Regions from separate parts of the Homo sapiens genome. Here region 2 is linked to region 1. Evidence: read pairs that join two places in POLR2A ChIA-PET (ENCODE). Cell type or tissue: Panc1. All regions are shown on one strand.

Evidence for each region. Peaks named below come from ENCODE experiments on the same cell type or tissue, not always from the same donor. Only the 100,000 strongest peaks of a DNase experiment are listed, where the experiment ranks them.
Region 2: POLR2A ChIA-PET joins it to region 1 with 7 read pairs; 2 of 35 experiments call an interaction of 5 or more read pairs at or near these places.

Annotation. Positions count from the first base shown.
Region 1 is chr2:26,733,659-26,736,158 of GRCh38, forward strand. No RefSeq gene overlaps it. Among named protein-coding and RNA genes, the nearest start is that of SLC35F6, 29 kb to the right of the region's middle. In Panc1, no CTCF peak of the experiment used is centred here; no DNase peak of the experiment used is centred here; H3K27ac peaks cover 1,523 bases.
Region 2 is chr2:26,799,615-26,802,114 of GRCh38, forward strand. No RefSeq gene overlaps it. Among named protein-coding and RNA genes, the nearest start is that of CENPA, 15 kb to the left of the region's middle. In Panc1, no CTCF peak of the experiment used is centred here; no DNase peak of the experiment used is centred here.

The DNA of each region.
Region 1 (2,500 bases):
AAATACATATGTTATTCTCAATTGCGTGCCAGATTCGACCAAGGCTCAAAGCAGCCCGCTTGCTCAATATCAGGCAGTGAATTGATGGCAAAGCGGGGATTTGAACACAGGCCGATGGCTGCGAGGCATATGCTCTTACCCACCTGCTGTGTACTGTCCCATGATGATCCACATCTTCAGCAAAGGTGTGGCAGAAGTTCAGAGCTATTTATGATGTGGTCATTTCTTATTCAGAACCTCGGTGAGAGAGGAGGCTGTAATCTAAAGATGTCATCCTTCAAAGATGACAGATTCCATTGGAGCTAAGAAATCCTATTCTGGCCGGGTGCGATGGCTCACCCCTACAATCCCAGCACTTTGGGAGGTAGAGGTGGGCAGATCACCTGAGGTCAGGAGTTTGAGACCAGCCTGGCCAACATGGAGAAACCCTGTCTCTACCAAAAATACAAAAATTAGCTGGGTGTGGTGGCGTGCACCTGTAATCCCAGTTACTCAGGAGGCTGAGGCAGGAGAATCACTTGAACCTGGGAGGCGAAGGTTGCAGTGAGCCGAAATCATGCCACTGCACTCCAGCCTGGGCGACAGAGTGAGACTCTGTCTCAAAAAAAAAAAAAAAAAAAAGAAAGAAAGAAAGAAAAGAAATCCTATTTTACCTCAGGCCCTCACATTCCCACATTTAGCTCTTTCTGCAGGCTCAGCATTTCCCCCTACCCCCAAGCCCAGTAGCCTTCCCATAACTTATCTCAGGAAGCTAGAGGCAAGAGAGGGTTGTCCAGGGCCAGGGAAGGATGTGTTTAGGACAGACAAGTTGGCAGAAGAAAGAGGCACTGCCGACAGTGACCAAGCCAAGCTCCCTCCCTTGCAGCTCACATCACCATTTCCATTGAGCAGCACAAAGCTGTGGCCCCCTCTCAATCCCAAAGCTGGATTCAGGTAAGAAGTTGGAATGACTCTGTTTCTCAGGTAACCCCTGAAAAGTTCAATCTGTCGTGGACTCAGTACCTTCCTCTTGCCCAGTGAGGAAGGAGCCTTGATGCTGGAACAACAGCATCTTTTATTATTATTATTATTATTATTATTATTGAGATGGAGTCTTGCTGTGTTGCCCAGGCTGGAGTGCAGGGGCATGATCTTGGCTCACTGCAAACTCCACCTCCCAGGTTCAAGCAATTCTCCTGTCTCAGCCTCCCAAGTAGCTGGGATTACAGGCGCCCATCACCACACCCGGCTAATGTTTGTATTTTTAGTAGAGACAGGGTTTTACCATGTTGGCCAGGCTGGTCTTGAACTCCTGACCTCAAGTAATCTGCCCGCCTCAGCCTCCTAAAGTGCTAGGATTACAGGCGTGAGCCACCGAGTCCGGCAGCCATTACTTTTTCTCAAAGGTTGCAAAGATACACACACACACACACACACACTCACTCAGATAATTGTTCCAGCTCCTGTTTCAGAGGAAGGGATTTTGGTTCGAAGTGGAAGTGACATATTCAAGGTCATGAAGCGAGATAATGGTGTAGCCAAAATTAGTATCCACATAGCCCAACTTTCCAACACACACACACACACACACACACACACCAGTAAGGGCCCAGCCTTCTCTGACTCTGATTTCAGATGAAAACTGCTAATCTCTGAGGTTGAGTCACTCTGATGCTGGAAATTTACCACATCCACATCTGGACAAACACAGAGACTCACACTCCTGCCTCTCAGTCTCCCAGCTGCAGGGGAGGGCCTCGTGGGTGGTGCCAGCCCCTTAGGGCAAGGACTGTGATGGAATTGACCTCCGTGACCCTCTCTGGCCAGTGAACAGCACCCCCTCGAGAATCCATATGAACAGCATTTTGCAGTTACAGAGCTCTCACATCACTCTCTCATTTGATCATCAGAACAACACTGTGGGGCTGGGTGCGGTGGCTCACACCTATAATCCCAGCACTTTGAGAGGCCAAGGTAGGCAGATCACCTGAGGTCAGGAGTTCAAGACCAGCCTGGCCAACATGGCGAAACCCCATCTCTACTAAAAATACAAAAATTAGCCAGGCGTGGTGGCGGACACCTGTAATCCCAGCTACTTGGGAGGCTGAGGCAGGAGAATTGCTTGAACCCAGGAGGCGGAGGTTGCAGTGAGCCGAGATTGCGCCATTGCACTCTAGTCTGGGTGACAACAGCAAAACTCTGTCTCAAAAACAAAAAACAAAACAAAACAAAACAAAAAGAACAACGCTGTGGTTTAAGTGAGGATTAACACCCCTGTTTTACAGATTACAAAACTACAGTTTAGAAAGACCCAAGGTCCTGCAGGCAGGGACTGTTCCACATTCACCCTGTATGTGAAGCACTGGGCAGAGCCACAGGCATTTCCATGGTGATGGATGTGCTGGGCCAGGGCTGCAGCCCAGTCACAATAGCTCTGGGCCAGCAGTGTCCCGCTGTTCACCAGCCTCCCAGCTCACTGGGCAGCTTCCCATGGGTGGAGGAGCCCCCAGGTGGACACGGT
Region 2 (2,500 bases), 66 kb after region 1:
CTGGGATTACAGGCGTGAGCCACCACGCCCGGCCTATCCTGACTTTTAATACCATAGATTCATTTTGATTATTGTAGTAAGTGGAATTATAGAGCATATATTCTTTTGTGTTTTTCAGTCAACATGTTTGTGAAATTTATATTTTCTCATGTGTTTATGGTGTTAATTCTTACTGCTGCATAGGGTTTCATTGTGTGGATATGCCTAAATTTTTTTTTTTTTTTTTTAGTGAAAGCAAGTTTATTAAGAAAGTGAAAGAATAAAGCATAGCTACTCTGTAGGCAGAGCGGCCTATGCCTAAATTTGTATATTTCCATTCTATTGAACATTTGGATAGTTTCAAGTTTGGGGGTTACAAATATTGGCTACTGACTTTTGCCTCAAAAACAAAAAAAAAAGAGACTTGGAGATGCATTTTTTTGGGGGGTTTGTTTGTTTGAGACAGGATCTTACTCTGTCACCCACGCTAGAGGGCATTGGTGTGATCACAGTTCACTGCATCCTCGACCTCCCCAGGCTCAGGTGATCTTCCCACCTCAGCTTCCCGAGTAGCTGGGAATATAGGAGCACACCACCACACCTGGCTAATTTTTTTTTTTTTTTTTTTTTTTAGACAGAGTCTCACTCTGTCACCAGGCTGGAGTGCAGTGGCGCGATCTTGGCTCACTGCAACCTCCGCCTCTTAGGTTCAAGCAATTCTCATGCCTTAGCCTCCCAAATAGCTGGGATTACAGGCACACGCCACCACACCCAGCTAATTTTTGTATTTTTAGTAGAGACGGGATTTCACCATGTTGGCCAGAATGGTCTTGATCTCCTGACCTCATGATCTGCCCGCCTCGACCTCCCAAAGTGCTGGGATTACAGGCGTGAGCCACTGTGCCTAGCCATTTTTGTATTTATTTTAGTGGAGATGGGTTTTCTCCATGTTGCTCAGACTGGTCTCAAACTCCTGGGCTCAAGTGATCCACTCTCCTCAGCCTCCCACAGTGCTGGGATTTCAGGTGTGAGCCATTGCACCCAGCCTGAGAGGCAGTTCTTTGTAAAGTTTTTATAAATGTTCTGAATGTGTGAAGGAAATTAATTTCCAATGCACAAATATATATATATATTTGTGTATATATTTAAATATATATATTTAAAAATTCCGACTGAGCACCTGTAATCCTAGCACTTTGGAAGGCTGAGGCAGGAGGATTGCTTGAGGCCAGGATTTTGTGACAAGACCAGCCTGGGCAGCAGTAAGCCCCTGTCTCTGTTTGTTGTTGTTGTTGTTGTTGTTGTTTTGAGACAGAGTCTCACTCTCTCACCCAGGCTGGAGTGCAGCAGCACGATCTCGGCTCACTGCAACCTCCAACTCCCAAGTTCAAGCGATTCTCCTGCCTCAGCCTCTCGGACCCTGTCTCTATTTTTTTTTAAATAAAGAAATAAAAATTCTGTGTAACTTCATAAATCTGTGTTTTGTGCACTTTTCTGAGAGGAGCCATGATTTCCATGAGATCCTCAAGTCCACCCTCCATAGATGGTTATGAACGCCCCTTCTAAAATTCTATGAGTTATTCTGCCTCCAACCTCACATTAATATTCTCAGTAAGTATATTGCATATTTTTGCAGATTTTTAAGAAATGTGTAACAAAGTCATTTGACACATATTTTTTGAATATTTGCCTCAATTGCCTCAATTTTCCATCCTGCAGGACATCCCTCCGCTTGAGTAACAGAGTAATAATAATGCCTTACACTGATACAGGTTTTCAGTGTATAATGCTCTTTCAGCACTGATTTGATGCTCTCAACTGCAGACAACACATCACTTATACAAGACAGATTTAGAGCTCCCAAGACATTGAGTGGATTGAAAAACCAAATTCATCTTGAAGGAGCAGCCGAAGCATTTGAATTGAGAATTTCTCCCCTCCCTGGCACTGGGCCAATATTGCTACACCATGCGACAGCAGAAGGGTAGAAGTAGATTCCTAATTGTTTCTAGGATCGATTTAAGTTCCCTGCTTTTCTGCAACCTCTTATTACAAACCTCCAAATCCACGGCCTTACATGCTGTTTAGAGAAGCCTATTTGTCTGCTGTATTTACCAGCAGCCTGCCTGACTCACTTCTATTTGGCCTGGCCCACCAAATCCAGGGGGCCCCAAATCATCCTTGTTTCTCCCCAAAAATACTCATCCTCTCCCAAGCCCCAACCAGCACCCTTCAGACACCACTGGGACTCAGCACATCTTCGGCTGCTTCACTTTACTGATCACTTTTTAAAAAGGCATTGCTCATCCGTTCCTGAGAGCCCTGAAATCCTCGGCTGGGCTGGAGCCCTTGGTGTCTCCTGCCCTGTGTTCTGGCGTAGGCCGTGGGGAGAGCCTGCTTGAGTTGTGCACATTCACAGGAACTCTACAGGGCTGTGGTCCTGGGGGACAAGGCTGTTTCCCTCCATGCTCATGGCAGTGGAGTTTTCTGGAGAGAGGAGTGGAGGAGGACAGCTGAGTCT